Linked DNA regions of Homo sapiens: all the other regions are linked to region 3. Evidence: chromatin contacts called from ENCODE Hi-C or POLR2A ChIA-PET data. All regions are on one chromosome and are shown on one strand. The core of a region is the stretch at or near the end of the contact, and the rest is flanking DNA. Distances in the headings are between cores, read along the strand shown. Region 1 holds the start of RMC1 (regulator of MON1-CCZ1). Region 2 overlaps CABLES1 (Cdk5 and Abl enzyme substrate 1). Region 3 holds the start of ESCO1 (establishment of sister chromatid cohesion N-acetyltransferase 1).

Region 1 (3,658 bases), core at 81-2,580, 1.9 Mb after region 3:
GTTAACATGGGGGCTGAGCACGGTCAGCGAGAGAATCACTTGAGGCCAGGAGTCTGAGACCAGCCTGGGCAACAGAGAACGCTGTCTCTACAAAGCATAATAATAAAAAAATGAGCCAGGTGTGGTGGCATGCACCCGTGGTCCCAGCTACTTGTGAGGCTGAGATGGGAGGTTGAGACTGCAGTGAGCCGTGTTCGCATCACTGCTCTCCAGCCTGGGCACAGAGACACTCTGTCTCTGAAACAAACAAAAAAAGAGGGGCTAACATGGTAAATTTCATGTTTCTTATCAAGTAAAAAGGCTTGCTGACCCACAATCTATATTAGGTTTCCCTGTTACTAGCAAGGAGTGAAGGATGTGCTATCCCAAAATATGTCCAAAAATTGGTATATTATTTTGAGCTAAAAACACCGGAGAAATTGTAGTTTCAGAAAGGGCTAGATGACCTGTCGTTTCCTACAGGGAATAAGCAGTAAAGATTCCTCTGGGAGTGGCACCCTCTCTGTACCCGGGTCAGAAAATAGCCCTTATCACCAGAGACTGGGAGTTGGGGCTGCAATGGACCTGAATAAATGAACTTCCCAAGTAACACTTACCTTCCACTAATTTTACACCCTCCCCAATATTTCTCCTAGTGACTCTCTTAGAAATGTATCGCCCCAGCCAGATGCCTTTTGTGCTTTCTTCTCAAATGCATCATTCTTTGTCTAAAAAGTATAAAAGCATCTTGCTGTGGCCACTTCTTCAGACCTCACTCTCTTTTGAAGGTCCCCATGAAAAACTAATAAAGTGTGTATGCTTTTCTTTTGTTTATCTGCCTCTTGTCAATTCGGTTTCTGGCTCCAGCGGAAGAGCCCGCAGAAGCGCTGAGGGGACTGGAGACGGTCTCTGGCGCCCCTACACCTGCTCAGTGAGCCTTCAGCCCCTTCTCCCTGACGAAGCTCCCAGAGGCTGGAACTCTGGCGCGGGAGGCACTTGGGAAATCCTCCCGAAAGCAAGGAGGAGCCTTTCCTAGACCGGGAGCGGTCCCACGCGGGGGTACAGGTTGGGGCAGGGGCGACCGAGCCGGGCACAGGAACTCGCAGCAGGGTAGGGTTGGCGGCTACGCCGCCCTCGGTCCGCGGGGAACCACGCGGGCTTCCGGGTCACGCCGCCGCGTTCCGACCGCCCTCGGGGAGAGGGGAGGAGCCTCCAGCGCCGGGCGGGGCGTGGTTAAGGCCGGTGGGCCCCACCGCAGCCAGACGCTGCCCGTTTAAGCGCAGAGGGCCGCGGGTCACGTGGTGGGCGGGGTGGGGGCGTGGCACCAGGAAGCGGCGTCCGCGCCGGGCCCAGAGCCGCAGCCGCAGCCGCCGCTACAGTCCGGGCCGGGCTCCACCGCGCATCCTGCTCCACTCTGGCGACCGCCCCCGGGGCCCCCGCCGCGGGCGCGGCGCCCGCCATGGGCGAGGAGGACTACTATCTGGAGCTGTGCGAGCGGCCGGTGCAGTTCGAGAAGGCGAACCCTGTCAACTGCGTCTTCTTCGATGAGGCCAACAAGCAGGTCCGGCGCGCCCGCGCTTCCTCCCCCGCGCGGCCCTGCCGGGGTCGTGGGCGCGCCAAGGCCGGTCCCGCGCGACCAGGCCCGAGCGTCCCCTCCTGTCCTGTCCCGTCCCGTCCCAGCGCGGGAGGCGGCGCGCGCTCCTTCCTTGTTGGGTGGGCTCAGCCGCGGCCAGGTGTCCTCGCAGGTGACCTCGGGGCTGGACCCCCGAGCCAGCTGCGCGGATGCAGTGGCCCCGTGGCCAGTGTCTCAATTGTTGGCGCGCCCGTCTTATCTAGGCTTCTTTTGTTGTGTTTGTCATTAGTTACACTCGTAGTCAAGGGTTTAGACGTCGAGATTTTCATTTTCCTTGAAATTTTGTAAAGGGGGAAAAGACTGTACTTCAGGCGTATCAGCGGCGCCGATGCGCGAACCGGTGTTAGAACTTGGAGCCTCGGGAACCCGACCCGGTGTCACGGTGGCATCCTTTTCGCTCTCTGCTCTTGGTTTTTAAAATTCACCTGAGCAGCCAAACATCTGTACCTTGATATGTGCCGTGTTACTTTAGTTGAACCCAGGGTGGTGTATAACAGAAATAATCGCTTGCGGGTTGGCTTCTGAGTTTAGATCCTTTCAGAGTTCAGGCTGTTAACCTTGCTGCTTTTCCCTCTCAGGTTTTTGCTGTTCGATCTGGTGGAGCTACTGGCGTGGTAGTTAAAGGCCCAGATGATAGGAATCCCATCTCATTTAGGTAATGGTATAGACACTTTCAGATCATTTTGTCATGTAAACAGAATGATGTTTTTCTAATTCAAATGGTTTTTTATAATTTTGTCATTTGGTCTGCCCTAAGAGGCCTGAAGTCTGTGTGCGCACATGGAATTCCTGTCTGTAGGGAGGGTCTTCGTGGCACTTACTAGCACCTCTTGTCAGAGTGGAATATCTGGAGCAGTTGATTTGGGAGCCAAATACTTCAAAAGTGGGGCAGCCACTTCCTAGCACTGGAAATTAACAAGTCAGCGTGATGATGTGCCCATTTCTGGTTTGTTCACAGAGGAGGGCGTTCATTTCTTTAGCCCAGGTCTTTCCAGAGTGGCAGGTGGAGGAGATTCATTGTTTCTCATGTAATAATACAAGAAAATCATGGCTTCCACTATACTTAAGGTGACTGCATAGTCCCAGTTCGCACTGTTGAACAGGTTTAATGATCAACAGCAGGGCCTTTCACTTTCAGAAGTGTCTCGATTTGGATGATAAGCTATCTGGCCACTGTAACACTGGTGCTTACAGAAGGTGAAAGTATAATGTAGGCCCTCAATTCAGTAGTGACTTAAAAAATTTTACTGTTGGTCTGTGTTAATGAGAAACTGTCCTTTTTTGAGAGGGAGCCTCCCTCTGTTCCCCAGGGTGGAGTGCAGTGGTGCGATCTTGGCTGACTGCAACCTCCGCCTCCCAGGTTCAAGTGATTCTCCTGCTTCAGCTTCCCAAGTAGCTGGGATTAGAGGCGCCCACCACCACGCCCGGCTAATTTTTTTTGTATTTTTAGTAGAGATGGGGTTTCACCGTGTTGGCCAGGCTGGTTTCGAACTCCTGACCTCAAAACGATCCGCCCGCCTCAGACTCCCACAGTGCTAGGATTACAGGCATGAGCCGCTGCACCCGGCCTGAGCAAGGTTTTAAAGTATGGATGGGGTTCGAGCATGGTGTTTTGGGGAACTCTGGGTCTGTGTAACTGAAGGTTACATAGGGTGTCTCCACAGGGAAGGGGAAATGGTGGTGGTGTGGCCACTGGCAGGGGCCAGCTTGAACCTTACATATTCTCCTATGAAATTAGAGCTTTATCTTCTTATTGAAACTTATCAGGTGGGGTGTGGGATGATCATGTCAGTGTTTGGCAAGATCATGCTGTTCACAGCACGGAGGCTGGCTTAGTTGGGAGCCTGTCAGAGTTAGGGATGCTATGGAGAGTAGCAATCAGCGAGCCATGTGTGGTGAAGAGCAGCGCTCTGGTGGTGTAGAGTGGCATTGCATAGGCAATCAAGGGATACTTAGGAAGATGGGTCTCTCGTAAGACCCGGGGGTCGGTTGGGTGTGGAAAACGAGTGAGCCCGTGATAATCTAGATTGGGGGCTCTAAGAAGTT
Region 2 (4,176 bases), core at 1,663-4,162, 1.6 Mb after region 3:
ATGTGTAGTATTTGAACTTGCCTCTATGCCATTTTTAAAAGGAAGTGGAATATAAGTAAATTAGTAGGGCCAGGCACGGTGGCTCACGGCTGCAACCCCAGCACTTTAGGAGGCTGAGGAGGGCGGATCAACTGAGTTCAGGGGTTCAAGACCACCTGGCCAACGTGGTGAAACCCCATCTCTACTAAAAATACAAAAATTACCCGGGTGTGGTGGCAGGCGCCTGTAATCCCAGCTACTCGGGAGGCTGAGGCAGGAGAATCGCTTGAACCTGGGAGGCAGAGGTTGCAGTGAGCCGAGATCGCACCACTGCACTCCAGCCTAGGCAACAAGAGTAAAACTCCATCTCAAAAATTATTAAAAAATAAATTAGTATTTGAACACTAGATGTGTCTGGGAAAAATCTGGCTCTTTCAAAGAAAGTGAAAACTTCAACTTCAGTTTGCTTTTAATTACTTTCAGCTGCAGTTCGACATTCTCTAGCTCTATTTCCTGGTGCTGGAGAGTTAGTGCTGGCATTTCAGCCAAACAGATATTTCTATTTTTAATATACCATTTTAATGAGAATTCAGAACAATGATCTTAGAAAATACCAAGATTTCATCACACTCCACTGGGACTTCTGCTTCATTCTTTCTCACTGGAGTTTTTAAAAGATTCTTTTGGAGCGAATCTCCACCATTCAGAGTTCCTTTCTGCATGCAACTCCAACGTTCTAGGCTTCCAAAAGAGAGGGACAGCAAAGACCATGGGTCTTGCCTGCTTTTCACTCACACATAAAGACTGAGCAGTTGCCTGAGCTGTTAAGCTATGTGGCACAATGTGAAACTGCTGTTTATGGGGGTCAAGTACGACCAAAGAACAGCAATTTCATGTTTCATGTTAATATCAGAAAGATTCCAGCAACATTGATCAGAGCCCTTACCTAAGAAGAATGAACCCGGAAAAGTTTGTCAGCCTCTTTGTGAAAGATGTATTTTTTAGATCCCAAGAGTCTTAACATATACAAATTAAAAAGCTATGAGAAGGGCCAGGCGCGGTGGCTCACACCTGTAATCCCAGCACTTTGGGAGGCCAGGCGGGCGGATCACAAGGTCAGGAGATCGAGACCATCCTGGCTAATATGGTGAAACCCTGTCTCTACTAAAAATACAAAAAATTAGCCGGGCATGGCGGCAGGCGCCTGTAGTCCCAGCTACTCGGGAGGCTGAGGCAGGAGAATGGCATGAACCCAGGAGGCGGAGCTTGCAGTGAGCTGAGATCGCACCACTGCACTCCAGCCTGGGTGACAGAGCAAGACTCCATCTCAAAACAAAAACAAAAAAAACCTATAAGAAACTGACATTGTTAGAAATGAGATCTGTTTTGTTTTCTGTGGACGGCTGACTATGCCCACGCCTGTACGTGTATGCTCTTAATTCCAGGCCAGCAAAATGGTAGCCCTGAAGTTAGTGATAACCTCTCCCTGAATCTGAGGGAGGAAAAGCGTGGAAAAGTTGCCCTCTGCCATCACGAAGCTGTCAGTGTTCTAGAGCTGAGATGATATTTATTACTGTATCAGCGAAGTTTTGAAGTGTGACTAGCTTTGGCGTACAAGAAATACCTCATTTCTTCTTTTTAAATCTACTTAATATGAACTGTAAACCCCCCTTCTACAAGGCTGAGGGGAAATTGAGACTCACTTTTCACTGGGCATTCCTCCCTCCCCATCTCCAGTATTGTGCAAAGAAGGGCCTGGAACCTACTGTAATGCCTAGGATTTGGGGAACACATGCTGGTTGTTGTTCCTTTGGTTGCCCTAGCACTGCCAAAACTGTCACACCCGCCCCGTGACCCCTCCAGGCAAAAAGATCTGCTGCTCTGTGCCAGATGTGAATTACGAATCTTTATCATGGCTGGGAGCCCTGTTCTTGGGGTGCTGATGGTGCAAGGCATGGGTCCCATTTGATCATGGACCCCATGGTCATTTCCCTTCCGACTTAGGAGAATCTTGCACTGCTGCTCCCTCTGCAGTGGCCTGTAATTTAAACATCCCCAGAGGCAATAGGCAGAAAATAGGCCACTCTTGGGAAGAAAACTGGGAGACCAAATCCATGTCACTGAGTATCTATGACTATATTATCTTGCCATAGGAACTTATAAAATAAGGGTAGCAAAAGTCCTGCCAAGGAAGCACTGGGTCTTAGTAGTCACTAGCCACATGTGGCAATTTACATTTAAATTAATTAAAATTAAATAAAAATTCAGTTTCTCAGTCAACTGTTCACATTTCAAGCACTTAGTTGCCACACGTAACCATCGTATGGAACACGGTAGATAAGGACCATCTCCGTCATCACAGGAAGTTCTGTTGCGTGGCACTGGTCTGTAACAAGCCTCACGTGTCTCCAGTAGCAGTTGAGGGTGGCCCCACTATTCTTGCTTATTTTCTTACTCGGCTTAGCCTTAGCAATTTAGAAAGTAGAATGACGTAAGTAGAAAGCCAGGGGGAAGTGGTGACTGCAGTGAGTCACGTTATTTCTCGAGGGACCAGTTCTGTGGGTAGGGTTGGTGGAGCCTTGCCCGTCTTTCTTGTGGTCCCAAGTGTCGCTGAGACGCTTGGACAATCCACTGGAATCCCTGTTTCTAAGAATCCCTGTTTCTTTAAATGGGTTTGGGTTTTATCTCATGGAATAGAATCTTGGACTTTATACGAGCACATGACTATATTTTTTTTTTGTTAGGGCTTCATTTCCTTTGGAGGAAATGCCAAGAAGGGGAGTGTGGAAGAGGCGCGACTGGTTTGGTTCTGTTAACTGTGATGTGTGATGTGCACATTTGGCGGCAGGCAGACAGCTGGCCAGGACAAGGCTGCCCCGGGGAAGCAGTGAGCCTGTGAGCAAATTGAAGACAGATGAAAAGGGGCACAGTGGAAAATCACCCAAGTTTCATGCCATCTGCATGTACCAGTACCGGCGAGACAGCAAAGAGCCACACTAGCTCAGCTCAGTAAATAGTTCGTTACATATCAGACGTTGTATAGACAGGATATGAAAATGGACTGAGACTGCCCCTGCCTGCAGCCAGCTCTCCATCTGAGAACCCTCTCAGTATGGGCTTATTGGAATTCTCCTTATTTCCCTTGGCCTACTCACTCCAAAAAGATATTCCCTACTTCTCTCTTAATTTCAGCCCTAAGTAACATTCTCCATCTGGCAAAATGGAAACAAGGAGAAAATTATTTGGGAGTTGGGAATTTGAAGACCATGCTTGCTGGCTTTGGCTTTGGAAAAGTAGGAAGCCCATGGAACTGAGCTGCTGGTCCTTGAATGAAAAGGAAGACACTGCTGTTTTTGTCCTGCTCTGCATGTGGTCAGTCCCCTCCCTCCCTGCCCACCGCAGGTATTTTTGCTTCATTGCCTTGTTCACGTTTTTGCTTTGTAGGCACTTCCCTATGCCAGTGCCCCTGTGCATTCATCATCTCCATCCTTAATTGCTTTAAGAAGCCTTTTGAGAATCGCCCTGGGGTGCCTGCATAGCAGCTGCAGCAGTAGGGCAGACGGTCTTGTGGGTGTGAACAGAGTTGGTTGTTGGCTTTCTTCTGCATGACTTTGGTGTCGATTCTGAACGGGACTCCAGAGATGTTTTGAGGGTGGCACTACCATGGCCTCCCAGGAAGCCTGCTGTGGAAATGCAGCACTTACTGGGCACAGAAGGTCTTGGGCATTTCTGTTAATTAGACTCCACATTATGGGTAGGATAAGGGAGCCGGCTCATTCATGTAATGCCCAGAGACTAGGATGATGGCTCAACAGAATCAGAGCATCCCTGTTTTTTTTTCTATATTGGAGGATAGCTTTTTTCCCTTCTCTTCTCACCACTCGCTTGGCTCCCTCCTCTCTTCTTACCTGATGACTTTGTCTTTGGCTGGGAGCAATTTGCCCCTGCCTTATATTCGTTCTTGCATAGGTTGTAGGAGATGACCCCTGAATATGGTCCCTCCATCCAGGCCACACAGCAAGTATGCTGTGGGTCTGAGGTGCCTTTGACTAACAGGCACTGGATGTCAGAACATGAAGACCTGGTCATTCCCAAACATGGCTGCAGTTTAGAATCGCCTGGGGAGTGTTTAAAACTCCTGGTGTCCAGGTCACAGCCCATGCCAACTGCCTGGGGGTGGGAGCCAGATAACAGTTT
Region 3 (3,661 bases), core at 724-3,223:
ACTACAGGATTATAATATTGATTGAGAAAGGTGAGACAATAGCATATTTTCCTCAGTTAGCAATGATAAAGGAGTTCTAGCTCGTAAGCCAGGACAAATTTTGGAATTGTGCTTCCAAAGTCACATATCTGACCCAACAGTGATACTCTGCATTCTGCCTAAAAGGGAAAAAGTGGCTCTATTACAGTCCTAGTTTCCTCATTTCCTCACATGCTCTAGGCCTGAATTTGCGACTTCCAAATTAAGCACGTTTTAAAGCACTTCTCATCCTACTCCCATGTCTAATTCCATTGATTAGATTTTTTGCTTTTCAAAAAAAAAAAAAAATTCACCAGGCACAGTGGCTCAGGCCTGTAATCCCAGCACTTTTGGAGGCCCAGGTGATCACTTGATCCCAGGAGTTCGAGACCAGCCTGGGCAACATGGCGAAACGCCGTCTCAACAACAAATAGAAAACTTAGCCTAACATGGTAGCGGACGCCTGTAGTCTCAGCCACTCAGGGAGGCGGAGGTGGGAGGATTGCTTGGGGCCGGGGAGGGAGGTCAAGGCTGCAGTGAACAGTGATTACACCACTGCAATCCAGTCTGGGCGACAGAGCGAGACCCCGTCTCAAAATAAAATAATAACTTAAAACTTTATTCGTGTTGGTGTCCTGTGTAAAGCAGAAACTAAGTACTTGACCAGAAGACAAAGTGAATATAGCATAGTTCACTGCAACCTGGATGTTTTCAACTGAAATCTATGTTTTATCCACTTTTTTAAAAAAGCCAATGCTGGTGGGGGGACTAACCACACCTTATGCCACCAAGTAGCGCTTTTGTTTCCTGCGAAGCTTATTTATTGAGATATCGTTTTGTAATACTATCTAGATACTGTGTGCTGCGATTCCTGTTTAAAGGAATCTCATTGCAGCTAAGACTACAGAAAACATGGTTCATAGTACTTCTCAAATCGCAAAGCTTGAGCTCCTTCCTCCTCCTCTTCCTCCCTCCCCTGGTCCCCGCTGCGTCCCCATCGCCCCGGAAAATAAAGCACACGCCGGATTTTCGGACGCATCATTGAGAGGCGGAGGGAGAGGAGGTAGTCTTCGAATTGTTGGACTTGCTATCCCATTCTGCCTGTGCAAAATAAACCCCCATAGTAAAATAATCTTAACCCGTGATAAAAATCGAGGACCCAATTCTCTTTGGTTCGCCTCTCTCCATCGCTATAAACTTCACTGCGGCCCTCAATGCACTCATTTCTACTCCAGAGCCGCCCTACCTGTGCCGAGACCCCCATTTGCAGCATGAGTTACTCTATGACCTTGGGCCCGCTCCCCTCCCAAACTGAAGGCTGTAAAACCAAGACCCCACATCGCGCCCCGCAAACTGCAGAGGCCTCCAGGCTCAGGCCGGGTCAGCGGGTTGCGCCAGGAGGCGGCGAGGGACTGGCTCCGGTGAAGCGCCGGGAAGAGAAAACGCAGGGGGCGGAGACGGGGCCCGGAGCTACCTGCGGGACCAGCACTGGCGCTGCCCCGGTGCTAGCAATGGCTGCGCGCCACCTCGGGGCTCCCGGAGCCCTCGCGGCAGTGCTGGGAACTCCGGCCCTGCCCCGTCGGCGGTCACGACCCCTTATGAACTTCGACCGCCCAGCAAACAGCGGCAGGTGGTGCGCGGACACGCGAGCACGTTAGCTGCCTACCTCAAGCGACGGCGTCTTGGAGCCTAGAGCCTCCCACCTCCCTCCCAGGGGCGCGAAGAGCTGGGACCGGAGCAGTAGGAAGGGGCGTGCGAGGCAACACGCCACCGAGGGTGGAACAGGAAGAGGGAGAACTGTCCGCTCCCTGAAGGGGCTGGCAAAAGAGAGGTGAAGACACAGGCGGCGGGGACCGTCAGGGACGCTCGCGTACCTTCCTTTTGCCTGGCGGAGGGTCAGACTAGCGCCAGCGGATCGCCTCACATCCGGGTATCAGGAGACACTCAGCTGCTTCTGCTGCGGCCGCCGCCTCCCCCGCGGCGCAAACACCAAACTTCCGGCGACGACGGCGACGCCTCGCTCGTCAGATGGGAGTTACCTGTGACCGTCTTGGGTGCGCTTGCGCAACGCTCCTCTTCAGCCCTAACCGGCTCAGCTGACGTGCCCAGAAGACGAAGATGGCCGCCACGCTCACTGCGTGTCACGCAGTTTTTCACCCCGGCCCGGACGGCTGGGCGTCGAGGAAAGGCGAGCTAGTGTCCATCCTCAGCGCAGGCGCGGTGGGAGGCCTAGCGCGCGCGCCTCCGCGGGTGGTCGCCTGGCAGGGAAGTGGCGGCGCCCCCTAGCGGCGGCCGCTTGTCGTTCCTGGGGTCATCGCTTTGAGCTGAAAACCACCCAGGCCCCCAGCGGTTGTGGTTTACCTTGGAAATTTGTCGCAACTGGTTGCCATGTAGGTTTTGGCTGCTTCTGTCTGCGATGTATAATCCAAGTGCCTTTGGTCTTCCATATGAGCCAATGTAAAGAAGGAGGGTGGGGCCGGGCGCGGTGGTTCACGCCTGTAATCCCAGCACTTTGGGAAGCAGAGGCGGGTGGATCATTTGAGGTTAGGAGTTCGAGACCAGCCTGGCCAACATGGCCAACATGGTGAAACCCCGTCTCTACTAGAAATACAAAAATTAGCCGGGTGGTAGTGGCGTGCGACTGTAATCCCAGCTACTCGAGAGGCTGAGGCGGGAGAATCCCTTGAGCCTGGGAGGCGGAGGTTGTGGTGAGCTGAGACTGGGCCACTGCACTCTAGTCTGGACGAGTGAGACCCTGTCTCAAATAAAAAAAAAAGGAGGGTGCAGTCCCTACACTGCCCTCCAGCACCTCCAAAAAATGCAGGGCTTCGCCCTCTCCTTGCACACTTTCTTCCTGTGTATCAGAGTGCAAGAATCATCAGAAATTGTAAAATATTCTGCTAGACTTAGTCAGACTGAGTGTTCAGACAAAGCTTTGGCTCGCTCTTGGACGCCTCTAGAGATAGAATCCAAGATTCTATCACTAGGATTCATGGTTCCCACACTTCTTTCTTTTGTGACAGGAAGGATCTTGCTGTGTAGCCCTGGCTGGTGTGCAGTGGCACAGTAACGGCTCACTGCAGCCTCGACTTGGGCTCAAGCGATCCCACCTGCCTCAGCCTCCCTGAGAACTGCATGTATGAAGCCCACGACACCATGCCAGGCTAATTTTTTTTTTTTTTTTTGAGATGGAGTCTCACTCTTGTCACCCAGGCTAGAGTGCAATGGCACGATCTCGGCTCACTGCAACCTCCGCCTCCCAGGTTCAAGGAATTCTCCTGCCTCAGCCTCCTGAGTAGCTGGGACTACAGGTGCCTGCCACCATGCCCGGCTAATTTTTTATTTTTAGTAGAGACGGGGTTTCACCATCTTGGCCAGGCTGGTCTCGAACTTCTGACCTTGTGATCCCACCTGCCTCGGCCTCCCAAAGTGCTGGGATTACAGGCGTAAGCCACCGCGCCCGGCCGCCAGGCTAATTTTTTTATATTTTGTAGGGATAAGGTCTCACTGAGACCAGCCCAGGCTGATCTCGAACTCCTGGCCTCAAGTGATCCTCTCTTCTCTCCTTGGCTTCCCAAAGCGCTGGGACTACAGGCCTAAGCCACTGCTCCGGCTACTAGACTGCTTTTGAACATATGTTCTG

The links. Hi-C counts contacts between places; a loop is a spot of excess contacts on that map. ChIA-PET counts read pairs that join two places held with the same protein, here RNA polymerase II (POLR2A). Pooled maps may share reads with other maps.
Region 1: a map of CD4-positive, alpha-beta T cell shows a loop between it and region 3 (8-fold over the local background). The contact joins the promoter of RMC1 here to the promoter of ESCO1 in region 3. A Hi-C loop is called at or near these places in 1 of 168 maps with a recorded cell type or tissue (CD4-positive, alpha-beta T cell), 2 of 37 single-sample maps with no recorded cell type and 7 of 50 pooled maps.
Region 2: a map with no recorded cell type shows a loop between it and region 3 (9-fold over the local background). The contact joins the enhancer-like site here to the promoter of ESCO1 in region 3. A Hi-C loop is called at or near these places in 4 of 37 single-sample maps with no recorded cell type and 6 of 50 pooled maps. POLR2A ChIA-PET finds 5 or more read pairs at or near these places in 1 of 52 experiments (OCI-LY7).

Annotation. Positions count from the first base shown.
Region 1 is chr18:23,502,181-23,505,838 of GRCh38, forward strand. It overlaps RMC1 (regulator of MON1-CCZ1), which reads left to right and starts at 1,331. Exons shown (of 20, transcript NM_013326.5): 1 at 1,331-1,540; 2 at 2,191-2,267. The coding sequence starts at 1,439. RefSeq lists a silencer at 1,043-1,692 and enhancers at 1,943-2,042, 3,288-3,658.
Region 2 is chr18:23,229,064-23,233,239 of GRCh38, forward strand. All of the region lies in intron 4 of CABLES1 (Cdk5 and Abl enzyme substrate 1), which reads left to right. Among named protein-coding and RNA genes, the nearest start is that of CABLES1, 96 kb to the left of the region's middle. RefSeq lists enhancers at 2,678-2,837, 2,958-3,007. Within about 2 kb of position 2,913, at least 22 of the 41 ENCODE cell types and tissues checked have a DNase peak (open chromatin) inside an H3K27ac peak, as active enhancers do; they include OCI-LY7, where a contact is called at or near this core.
Region 3 is chr18:21,598,731-21,602,391 of GRCh38, forward strand. It overlaps ESCO1 (establishment of sister chromatid cohesion N-acetyltransferase 1), which reads right to left and starts at 1,974. Exons shown (of 12, transcript NM_052911.3): 1 at 1,893-1,974. RefSeq lists enhancers at 318-612, 1,680-2,199, 3,524-3,603.